Linked DNA regions of Homo sapiens: region 1 is linked to region 2. Evidence: chromatin contacts called from ENCODE Hi-C or POLR2A ChIA-PET data. All regions are on one chromosome and are shown on one strand. Each heading gives the region's core, a stretch centred on a gene start or an enhancer-like site at or near the end of the contact. The rest is flanking DNA. Distances are from core to core; before and after follow the strand shown. Region 1 holds the start of RIC8B (RIC8 guanine nucleotide exchange factor B). Region 2 holds the start of C12orf75-AS1 (C12orf75 antisense RNA 1).

Region 1 (5,816 bases), core at 711-3,210, 1.4 Mb after region 2:
TAGAAGTATTAAAAAGTTCTGTAAACTGTTAAAAACAATTGCAAGATGTTACTATTAGCTTAGAAAATTAGCTAACTATTCCATGACCTTACTAAAATGTGCTTTTTGGAGAGATGGATTAAAATCTTTCTGACTTAATTTATTACAGAGCACCTACCCCAATGCCTGACTCAAATATGCTCAATAAATGTTTGCTGCATGGAAAGTATAATATACAGAAAGACCAAAAGCTCCATAAACTCAGGTCCCATGTTCGTTCTTATTTCCGAATTCCCAGTATCTAGCAGAATATCTACCACAGCATAGAAGAAATTCAATCATTAGATAAATAAACTTTTGCCCCCTCTAGTTCCTCTTCAGCACAGCTCAAGAGGGAGAGACTGGTAGGGGAGACATCAAGGATGATTATGGGTAAAGGCTGCTTGGAATGGAAAACTTGAAATTACTTGGAGAATTCATCCACTTTCCATCAAAAAAAAGCTTGGGAGAGCAGAAAGAGCACAGGCTCTGAGTTCAAATTCAGTTTCCAAAAATCTGCAATTTTGATAAATTAACCAACTAACCTCTCCAAGACTCAGTTTCCTCATCTTAAAATGAGAATAACTCATATGGGTGCTCACTAGAATGGAAGCTCCATGAAGGCAGGGACTTTACTTTGGGCCCACTGTATCCACACTGCATTTAACAGCACCTGGGCACAGCACAGGCTCTCAAATATTTGTTGAATGAATGTGTATGAAATTGATTGAGCTAACACAGGTGAAGTATTAACAGAGTGCCTGACACGTAATTACCACCGGGGCAATGGGAATCTTTGTCATCACCACCACCGCTACTGTATCGGTATTATTACAGTTCCCGGAGGTCGTAGAGCGGCCGCTTCGGGGGGAAAGGCCTGGTTTCAAACCTCGACTTTCCCATTCTCTGGCCGTGTGACTTAGGATAAATTACTGAAACTATTCGGGTTCCTTTTTATTTCCACAAAAATTTGTGTTGGGAGAATTAGAGGATATAGGGAAATTACCTAAGAGAGTCTGGAGCCCCGGTGGCACGAGATGCATGCTAGAGATTAGTATTAAGGCAGAAAATCGCCGAGTCCTCTTTTATCCAGATAACTGCCTTCAATTATTTCCCACATTACTGTAGCTGAGTACATAACAAGAACGCAAATAAGGGTGGAAGGAATTCCCGAGACCGAAACCGCTAAATGAGAAAAGGGAATTAAACCGTGCTTGACAGTTCCCACCAAGGGATGGCAGTTTCCGCGACCGTCGGCCAGTCCAGCCAGCCCAGCCAGCCGAGACTGAAGCAGGACAGTCAGCGACATAACGAACAAAACCGAAGCAGACGCTTAGACCCTCCCTCTAACGGTCTCCCCGCCGCTGGCCTCAGGCGGCCGCCAGACTCCCGTTTCCGGCCCTCGCGGTACCACAGTTCCCAGCATGCCCTTGGCGGGAATTCTTTCCGGCTGGATGACTACCAATCCCAGCATGCCATTCGGCACGCCAGTAAATTAGATGGAAGAGCGGGATAGCCCCATTGCATGCAGGGAATTGCAGTCCATTTAGCGGCTGGTTCATAGATGGGCGGGGAAGAGCCGGGTTGCTCTAGTCCTTTGAGAATGATTCATAGAGGAGGGTCAGGAAAGAAGAACGGTTCAGTCTGTGAAAGCCCCCTTAAAAGACTGGACAGTTCTCCGAGGGAGGGAGAGGCAGGAGAGCAAGCAGGGCCTTGGGCCTGACTCCGCCTCGGTCCGCTAGCCAGGCCTCGACCGAGTCCTGGGCCTTGTCAGGGGCGGCCGTGAGGCGCCGGTTGCTGGGGGAGCGGTGACGTCGCGGGGTGAAAGTTGAGGGGCGGTGACGTCGGGCCGGCCCGGGCGGAGGCTGGCGGGTTGGAGGCAGGACGGAGGGAGGGAAAGAGGGAAGGAAGGAAGCTGGGAAGGAGCGAGCGGGGGCGCGAGGCGTTTACCTGGAGGCAGCGGCTTGGGCGCGCAGAGCGGCCGCGGCTCCCCCGCACCTGCGGCCATGGATGAGGAGCGCGCCCTCTACATCGTCCGGGCCGGCGAAGCAGGGGCTATCGAGCGGGTCCTGAGGGATTACAGCGACAAGGTAAAGAGTCCTGGCCCCGGGCGTGCGGTATCGCACCCCCGGGCCGCCCTCCGTGCTTGCACATCGCATCCTTCCCCACCCCCCTCATTCCGGGGATGCGCATTGCTCTCCCCCGAAAACGTTTCCGGCTTGGGCATGCGTGTTTGTGCCCCCAGCCTTTTCCATCCATGCATCCTGCATCCCACTACCCCCACTGTAGCGCCCACTCCTCTGATTCCTGGCCCAGCAGCTTGACCTCCGGTCCTCCTCTCAAGCGTGCAAGTCACACCCCCGGAATCCGTAGATGTGCATCTGTGCCCCGTGCCCCACTCCTGGATGCATAAATGCATGAGAGGCTTCCTCACCTGTATAGCATAAAAATACGTGCTTCCCTGCATAAACACGGCCCTTGACATGCATCAAATGTATCAGCAACGATGGCAGTTTCTATACGTTTAGCACTGTACGGTTTTCAAGGCATTGATGTCTCATCTATGGTCTCCTTTGATCCTCAGAGTGTTTATAGGGTAGATGGTATCATCCTCCCCATTTTATAGATGAGGAAACCGAGGTGCAAAGAGCTGAAATCACGCCCAAGGTCATGGACATATAATGTTGTAAGTGGGTGGAGAATGTAACTCCTAATGATACCTGTTATTTGTATCGCATTAACAGCTTTCCTATCCATTATCTTATTTAATCTTACAGCAATCCTGTGAGGTATTATCTGCATTTTGCAATTGAGACTCTAGATTGGTTAAGTAACTTGCCCAAGGTCATACTTGGAGCTGGTATTCCAGTTTAGTTCTTTCCACTTCACAACTCTGCGTAAAAGAGTATCTTGTTATAAATCCCAGTCACTTCTCAGAACCTCTTTCCAAGAACCGTTAGCTCTTCATTACTTTTCCTTCCAGGAATTTTACATGCTCACTTCAAAAGATAGCCTACCACACCTTTATCCTTTGGTTTAGAAGACTGCTTTATAGGAATGACTGGCGACTCCCTTCTGTGAAAACACACCCAACACCAAGTCACAACCTAGCTGTTAATGTTTTTCTTTCTTTTGCCCCCGTACATCGTCTCCCCTTCAGTGTTTGCTTTGTGTCCACCACTGCATCCATCCACTTTGTATTACTGACAATTGGTGTCTTATTTTTGAATCTTTTCCACCCGGGGCAGAAATGGCATACTGGTGGCTGAATTCCCGTTTAATCTTCCCAACAACCCTGGGAGGAGAGTGATGGTATTCCCCAATTCACAAATGATAAAATTTAGAATGATAATGTGGTCCCAAGTCCACACAGCCACTGAGAGATAGAGCTGAGATTTGAATTTACGTTGTCCAACTCCAAGTCCAGCGAGCGCTCTTTCTGCCGTACTGTGTTGCTTTCCTTGGGAAGATTCATAGGTTCTATCTATTCATATCTTAGCTCCTTCACTTTCTGATACACTTTATTGTTGAACATGTCTGCCTAATTTAGGAATAACTCATTCAATGCATAGTTGTACATATTGTGGAGATTATGATTTAACCCGATTTATTACTGCTTTCCAGAAAAGATATAAGGCAGCTTCAAACTGATTTTCAGAAGCAAGAAATGCAAAGAGAACTTGGCCATTTGTTGAATCAACTAATGTTTATTTAGCACTTACTATATGCCAGATACCCAGCAATAAATAGGAATTTGTTTCTGTAGGGGAGGAAGGAGGAAAAACCTTCAACTGGATATAATCACGTTCTTTAATATTTCTCCTTCCCTTTATGGCTAAACTAATTAGACTCCAGATTTGCTTCCTCCAATTTATCTCTTCTCATTGGTCTCCCTCCAGATTGGTATCTACTTACCACTCCTGGCCAGGTGCTGTCAGAGCTTAAATCCTGAACATCTCCAGCTCCCCTTTTGTATTGGGAATGTTTTTAAGGTTGTTTTGCATGGTGTGTCTTGCTTAAGGTGGTATCTGAAGTGTTTCAAAAGATTCCCAAACCCTTGTAATTTTGGGATCAAGCCTGAGAGTGCTCTGACTAGATGTGAACTGGGTCAGTTAGCTCTTTCAGAAGAAAGCGCTCCCTTCTTTTTTGGAGACAGGGTCTGTATCTGTCACCCAGGCTGGAGTGCACTGGTGCAATCACGGCTCACTGCAGCCTCCATCTCCTCCCCCCCACCGACCCTCCCAAGTAGCTGAGACTACAGGTGCGTGCAACAGCACTGGGCTAACTTTTTAAATTCATTTTTTGTAGAGATGGGGTCTCACTGTGTTGCCCAGGCTGCTCTCAAACTGCTGGGCTCAAGCAGTCCTCTCACCTTGGCCTCCCAAAGTACTGCGATTATAGGTGTAAGGTACTGTGCCTGGCGAGAAAGCTCTCATATTTAATACTGACTGTAGTAGGGCCAGTATAGTAGGGCTGATTATAATACAAAGAAAATGGCTGAACATCATATTGCAGTGAGGTTTTGCCCCTCAAAGGGAGAGATTTTGAGAGCAGATGAATAGGAAGTGAATGTATGATCATAGTGGTTCAGGCAGTAAGAATGGGGAGGTGGAATTAAATTGCCCAGCTCTATGGTATATGGAATTTAGAACCCTGAAAAAAAATAGTTGGGTACCATATACTTCAGTTTCCTTATCTGGAAAAATGGATTTGAGAAATGTTTGGATTATGAGGTGATTATAGGGCATTGAGGAGTCCAACAGAGAGAAATGAATGCTGTAGAGAGAGAGAGACCGGTTCGTTATTTGGGAGAGTAGTGGAGAGGTTCTTTATGCTACCTTATACCTCTAATAAAGCTAGTCCTTGAAAGGAGGCAGTCAAGTGTAGTAGAAAGGTGGTGGGATTTGACATCAGATAAACTTGGTTCAAATCCCAACTCTGCCATTTATTAGCTTTATGACTATGGATAAATTATATTAAGCCTGTGAGTCTCAGTTGCCTTACCTGTAAAATAGGGATAATATCACCATTCTCTTAAATTATTGTGAGGATTACATTAAATGAAATATAATGCCAACACTGGGCACAATGCACCTAGGAAGCACTCAGTAAGTTACAGTTATAATGACCAGGGTACCTAAGAGGTGTGGCCGGAGCACAGGTTCTGTAGCCAGCCTGGCTATGATCCTCAACTTAATGGCTTGTGTGACCCTAAACGAGTTACTTAACTTTGCTGTGGCTTAGTTTCCTCATCTGCCAAATGGAGATAATAATAGTAACTATATCATAGATTTGTTGTCAGGATTAAATGAGTTACATGTGTAAAGCACACAGAACAGTGCCTGCCACTGAGGAGGCACCCCATAACTGTTAGCTTTGAACAAAAAAATTAAACGTGGCATGAGTTGGGATAGCACGATATTAAAATTTGGGAATATGCTCCATTCTTCCCCTTCTTTTTCTAATGGGTAGCAAAATTGTACCTTGTACCGCTTTTAGAGATACCTGTCGGGCTCCGGGAAACATCTAATTTCTACTGTGTTATATAGATTCTCATTTCCAAGCCTTCTTGCTTCATTCACTGACCTTTGTTATCTTGGAGAGAGGAAATATGTATCTATCCCAGAAAGAATGAAACTTGTCTGTTTGTCAAGGGCATGACACAGCATAGGTCTCAGCATAGGCAAGTTTTTTTGTTTGTTTGTTTGTTTAATGGGAGGAGCAGTTGTTTTTCTCTCCTCTCAATGCACCTGTTAACATTTATTGAGTGCCTGCTATGTACTATGTATTATCCCAAG
Region 2 (6,715 bases), core at 2,908-5,407:
CTTCAGAATGATGAGAAAAATATCTGACATGACAGTGACAGTGGACATTTAGGTCTCAACAAGACATAGTTTCACTTGACCAGAAGAGGAAAAGGAAGCTGAATGAGCCCATGGTTCTGCTTCTCTATCTGTAAAGTGACTATAATGATAGAACCTACCTTTTGGGTTTTCATGAGGACTAAATGAGATAATTCATGCAAAGTAGTTAGCATTGGGCCTGATCCATGGTAAGTAGTCAAAATATTTTCATTATTATTATTTTCAGAAAGATTATGTGAATTGTCTTGAAATCCAGCCCTAGGATTAATAATGGCAGTTGGGCTAAAACAAAAAAAAAGTATTTTACAATGATTCTCTCCCTCTCTTCCTTTGTTTCTCCCTCCTTTTCTCTCTTTGTCTTCCTTCCCACATTTACACTCACACAGAGAACTTTTATGTGCTATTTAGTGCAGCAAGGAAATTGCAGGACACTATCTCTACTATCAAGGAACTACCAGTCTAATCAGACAGATACAAATACATATATTCAATGCTGTCTGTAAAAATATGTAATTTATGGACTGAATAAGTAGCATATGCTATAAGAAAGGGTTTTGAAACATCTTCAAATATTAAACACCAGGAGAATGACAATGGAAGTCCCAATGCATTTCAAAGAATCACTTTCATAATGATAACTCTCTCCAAGACAACTTAAAAATCAAGAGTAAAACTATTAACACATTTGAAAAATAAATTACTTGGAAACTTAAAAGTTCTAGATAATTCATGGGTTAATAGGCAATGAAAATTATAAGGAATTTAAAATTGAAGGACAATGACAATAATAAATATCCAAACCATCTGGATGCAATTTAAGCAATATTCGGAAGAAAAAAGAAGGCTTAAATGAATTTGGTATTTAACTCAAGGAGTTGTAAAAAATAATATCAGGGTAAATCCAAAGAAATTAGAAAGAAGACAACAGGAAAAGGAAGGACTGGAAATAAATGAAATTGAAAACAAAACAGAAAAAGAAAGAAATGGTTAAAAAAGAAAGTGGACTCTGAAAACTCCAGCAAAATGAACAAATCTATAGCAAGACTAATCAAGAAGGAAAAAGTGCAAATAAACACTACGGGAAGGCAAAAGGAGGCACATCCACAGATATAAAAGGGATTACAATCACCACAAGAAAACACTATTATCAATTGTAGGCCCATATATTTGGAAATGTATACTGTAGCAGACACAGTTAGTTGCTGCAACTGTGCTATGCTATGCTATGCTATAATGTGCTATGCTATGCTATAATGTGCTATGCTATGCTATGCTATGCTATAATGTGCTATGCTATGCTATAATGTGCTATGCTATGCTATGCTGTACTATGCTATACTATGCTGTGCTATGCTATACAGTGCTGTGCTAAAATATGGTATGTTATGATAACACAACCCTAACATCTCAGGTGGCTTACAGATCACAAATATTTCTTTCTCATTCATGTTGCAGGTTCAGTGTGGGTGTGGGTGAGGTCCTCCACCCCATGCCACGCAGTGACTCAGGGGTGCAGGCTGACGGAGGAGCCAACACCTCCACATGTGCTTCTGGGGTCATTGCAGCTGGAGAATCTAGAATCTAGCTTACTGTAGAATCTTTTTTTGGGGTGGGTGTATAGAGTCTTACTCTGTAGCCCAGGCTAGACTGCAGTGGCATGATCTTGGCTCACTGCAACCTCCACCTCCTGGGTTCAAGCTAGTCTCCTGCCTCAGCCTCCCAAGTAGCTGGGACTACGGGCATGCGCCACCATGCCTGGCTAATTTTTGTATTTTTAGTAGAAATGGGGTTTTACCATGTTGGCCAGGCTGATTTTGAACTCCTGTCTTCAAATGGTCTCCCAGCCTTGGCCTCCCAGAGTGCTGAGATTACAGGCATGAGCCATGGCCTCTGGCCTGCAGAATCTTTATTACTCTTGTAATCAAGTACTTCTTGTCTACCACCCTTGAAGATGCTCTGTTGTGAGGAGTGAAGTTGGCTGACAGCCTCCAGCTGTTAGCACCTTTGGAATCTGCTGCTGTGTTGAAGCTGAGCTCTGGGTAGCTCACAGCCTGGTGGAATTACTACGGCCTAGTCATGTCTGCCCAACATGGGACTCCCCTCCAGGCAATCTGCCTTTGAGATTCCCACTGGCCTTGGCCAAGACTTTCTCAGAGCTGCTCCACAGTCTAAGCTTCTTTCTGCTCACTCCGAATTTACCTGTCTTTGTATTTCCCCCTCAAGGGTGTCAGATGTGCAATGCAGTCTGAAGGCTTTCCCTGCCTACTCCTGATCCCCTCCCACTCCACGCTCCCTGTATCTTTCAGGCATCACCCCCAATAAACCTCTTGCATTCCTACCTCCTAACTCCTAGCAGTCCAGAATCTCAAAGTCATATTTAACCTTTAATCACATTTCATTGGCCAAAACTAGTCACATGTCCATGCCCATCTTCAAAGGGTTAGGGCAGTCTAACCCAAAGGAGAACTGGATATTGGGGCACATTTGTAATTTTTATCACTACTGAAAAACCCTAAATAATGGGAAGAGAAGTTCTCTAAAAGAAAATAATATTTATTTGGGAGTAAGCATTGCAATGGAATATGGTGGGTGTATTCGGGGAAGTAAAGGAAGATAATGGTTTTTAAAGAATAAATAAGGAGGATTACATAATTGTTTTGAGATAATTGTCCTTGGCTACAAGGATCAATAACAAGGGTTATGCCAGTCAGGTTCGACAGGCAGTTGCTGGGCAGATGTCTTTGCAGAAAAAATTTTTTTTTGTATAAGGGTGCAGTACCCTTTGTGCAAGATTGTGAGTTTTGGCCGGGTGCAGTGGCTCATGCCTGTAATCCCAGCACTTTGGGAGGCTAAGGTGGGCAGATCACCTGAGGTCAGGAGTTGGAGACCAGCCTGAACAACATGGCGAAACCCTGTCTCTACTAAAAATACAAAAATTAGCTGGGCGTGGTGGCACATGCCTGTGATCCCAGCTACTCAGGAGGCTGAGGCAGGAGAATCTCTTGAACCCAGGAGGCAGAGGTTGCAGTGAGGTGAGATCGCGCCATTGCACTCCAGCCTGGGTGAGAAGAGTGAAACTCCATCTCAAAAAAAAAAAAAAAAAGATTGTGAGTTTTGCATCCTTTTCTGGTTGTTTTTGTAATCAGCCATATGTACGTGGGAACATTTCCTTCATGGCCTTCCCAGCCTCTATTTGTCAGGGCTTTAATAAAGTGACTCCACTTCGATTCTGACAACTTTTGATATACAACTAATGATTAAACAGTTATTCATTACCCTCCTTTTCTTGCCAGCAGAGCCCCAATTTTTTCAGGTGTCTATCCTGCACTTCCATCATGACTCAAGGGTAAACTGTAACTTACTAGAGCCAATTATAACCAATTTCCAGTAATTGGATCAAGAAAAGGCCAATGAAATCTTGGCTAATGCAATGGGAGAGGAAGTGTTCTGGGTGCCACCTGGATTTAAAAGTGACACAGGCTGGCGCAATGGCTGACGCCTGTAATCCCAACACTTTGGGAGGCCGAGGCAAGTGGATCACCTGAGGCTAGGAGTTCGAGACCACCCTGGCCAACATGGTGAAACCCCATCACTACTAAAAATACAAAATTAGCTGGGCGTGGTGGTGCATACCTGTAATCCCAGCTACTGGAGAGGCTGAGGCAGGAGAATCACTTGAAACCAGGAGGCAGAGGTTGTAGTGAGCCGAGATCCCACCACCGCACTCCAACCTGCCTGGGTAACAAGAGCGAAACTCCATTTCAAAAAAAAAAAAAAAAAAAAAGTGACACAGTGTGGGGAAGAGCCTCTTTTCTCTTTTCTGTTGGTGGGTATGGTTATGTATGAAGTTGCTACCGGGTGCTGAGGCAGCCATCCTGCAGCATGTCAAGAGGGAAAAAGAGAAAAGCAAAAAGAAAATCTAGGCTGCCAGACTTTTTGTGGGGAGCCCTTCATGGGAAGAAAAATCATGAAAACTTAGACTTACTCAGGTTTATATTCTCCTACCTCTTGCTTTCTTTTTCTTGTCAGATGAATTTCACTCATACACCTCTTCTCTCTCCTTCATGCCAGATCAGTTCTGTTTGGAAGAATGAAAATGACAGCTAAGTGGTGTGATCTAACTGACACAGGGAAAGAAGCTGAAATTGACCACTCAGGAAATGAGGCATGTGTTAATGATTTTCTTTTGACTCATTGTTTTTAAAAACATCCACATGCAATCAACTGTTGTCTATAAAATAAAATAAAATTCCTAAAAAGGAAAAAGGGGACATAGACTTGCTATTTCATTCCACATTAGGAAGAGGACTAACATTTATTGGGTACTTACTATATGCCTGACATTTTACTAGGAACTTTTCATACTCTGTCTCACCAAATGACCTTGCTTGCCCTTTGAATAAAATTTTAACTCCTTTCCACGGTGTATGTTCTGACCCCCTCTCTGAAATCCGCACCCTCCCCATCTCTACTCCACAGATGGGCCTTTGAATTCTGGCTTTTTTTTAAAATTCCCTCTTATTTATGAAACACACCTAGCACGTTCCTGCCTCAGGGCTCCTGTTCTTGTCATTCTCTTTGCCTGGAATCCTCTTTCCTTGGATCTTCCCATGTCTGATTTCTTTTTTTTTTTTTTTCTTTTTTTTTTTTTTGAGACAAGAGTCTCGCTCTGTCACCCAGGCTGGAGTGCAGTGGTGTGATCTTGGCTCACTGCAAGCTCCGCCTGCCAGGTTCATGCCATTCTCCGGCCTCAGCTTCCTGAGTAGCTGGGACTACAGGTGCCCGCCACCACGCCTGGCTAATTTTTTGTATTTTTAGTAGAGATGGGGTTTCACCGTGTTAGCCAGGATGGTCTCGATTTCCTGACCTTGTGATCTGCCCTCCTCGGCCTCTGAAAGTGCTGGGATTACAGGTGTGAGCCACCGCACCCGGCCAATGTCTGATTTCTTTACATCAACCACACCTCACAAAAATATCCTTTCTTCAGAGGGCCTTCTGTGACCATTCTATTAGGTTAGTGCAAAAGTAATCGCAGTTTTTGCCATTAAAAGTAATAGCAAAAACTGTGATTACTTTTGCACCAACCTTATATCTAGAATAGCACCTCTCCCTCTACTCCTAGTCTCCTATTCCAGTGACTTATTTTTTCCCATCGCACTTGTATCTAAAATTATCTGATTGTATTTGCTTTGATGTATCTCCTCCCACTTGATTTTTCCTCTCTCTCTTGTTCACTGCTGTCTCTCAAACATTTAGAAGAGTGGCTGGCACTTTAAAAACAGATTGGGGGTACAAGTGCATTTTTGTTACACGGATGTATTGGGTGGTGGTGAAGTCTGGGCTTTTAGTGTAACCATCACCCAAATAGTGTACATTGTACCCAACAGGTAAGTCCTCATGGCTGGAGCTCTTAAGGTGATACTCAATAGTGCTTGTTGAAATAATGGATAGATCACATAATCTATAACATTATAGGGCAGAATGCACACTACGAGGAACCATGAGATATCTCAGTAAGTGAGTGTTAGAAAAGAACCTACAGGATTTAGGTTCATAATAGGTGATTTTGGTTGGGATTTAAGGAAGCAGAACTTTTTTTTTTTTCTACATTGGATATTGTCAGGAAGCAGGGACAATTCTATGATTAGAGATTCTTAATGAACCTCATCTCTAGGCAGGAAGACAAGAACAGGGCTAAAACCATAACTGGTAAAGCAGCAGCAGACAATCCTATCAGGCAGGATGGGGAGATGTTTGGTGTTTTGGGGGTTTGCACAATGACCTTGTTTTTGTCAGCACTTAGACAAGATTACCGAGTCACCTTGTTTTTTGTCTCATTTCATAGTTTATAGAGTGGCCTTGTGTGATATTGGTGTTCTATGCAACTGTGTTTAACAGGAGAATGCAAAGGCCCAGCTGTTGAGTGTCACAGCTTCTAGGCCAGTTTCTAGGTGTCAAGGTCCATTTTCTGTCTCTTACAAGTGTCCTAAGGCTGGAGTCTAGTGTCAGCACAGAAATAAGCAGGAGAATATCTTTCGGCTACTTGATAGTTCCCTTTTCCCCAGTTCTGGCTATGTATTAGGATGGACACTGAACCAAGACAGCACAGGCTGGTAGAGAAGCAGTACTTCTAGAAGTCAACTAAAAAATGCCTTTATTTATCCAAGAATTAATTATCCTCTCAGCACATGGCTACCACAGCTAATTTTCAAATGGAGAATGCTGTATATTTTGCATCCTGAATGATAGAACGCACCATTGCCTCAAAGGCCATGTTCAAAAACCTGCCAAGTCCTTGATTCTGGTTCATATTTTTATTTTTATGTAAACACAACAGTATGGTTTCAGGGAAGTCTGTTTTTTTTTTGTTTTGTTTTGTTTTTTTGAGACAGAATCTCGCTTTGTCACCCAGGCTTGAGTGCAGTGGTGCTATCTCGGCCCACTGCAACCTCCACCTCTCAGGTTCAAGTGATTCTCTTGCCTCAGCCTCTTAAGTAGCTGGGATTACAGGTGTATGCCACCACACCCAATTAATCTTTGTATTTTTAGTAGAGACAGGGTTTCACCATGTTAGGCTGGTCTCGAACTCCTGACCTCGTGATCCGCCCGTGTCAGCCTCCCAAAGTGCTAGTTTACAGGTGTAAGCTACCATGCCTGGCCTTAGGCAAGTCTTTTA

The links. A loop is a pair of places that touch in the nucleus more often than their neighbours do. ChIA-PET counts read pairs that join two places held with the same protein, here RNA polymerase II (POLR2A). Pooled maps may share reads with other maps.
Region 1: a loop to region 2 is called in a pooled map, with 7 times the contacts of the local background. The contact joins the promoter of RIC8B here to the promoter of C12orf75-AS1 in region 2. A Hi-C loop is called at or near these places in 1 of 37 single-sample maps with no recorded cell type and 5 of 50 pooled maps. POLR2A ChIA-PET finds 5 or more read pairs at or near these places in 1 of 52 experiments (HEK293).

The regions. Positions count from the first base shown.
Region 1 is chr12:106,772,722-106,778,537 of GRCh38, forward strand. RIC8B (RIC8 guanine nucleotide exchange factor B) reads left to right here and starts at 1,961. Exons shown (of 10, transcript NM_001330145.2): 1 at 1,961-2,108. The coding sequence starts at 2,025. LOC100287944 (a long non-coding RNA gene) reads right to left here and starts at 2,110. Exons shown (of 4, transcript NR_040246.1): 1 at 1,969-2,110. RefSeq lists enhancers at 1,110-1,661, 2,432-2,481 and a silencer at 1,872-2,101.
Region 2 is chr12:105,322,860-105,329,574 of GRCh38, forward strand. C12orf75-AS1 (C12orf75 antisense RNA 1) reads right to left here and starts at 4,158. Exons shown (of 3, transcript NR_131986.1): 1 at 4,045-4,158. RefSeq lists an enhancer at 4,475-4,524.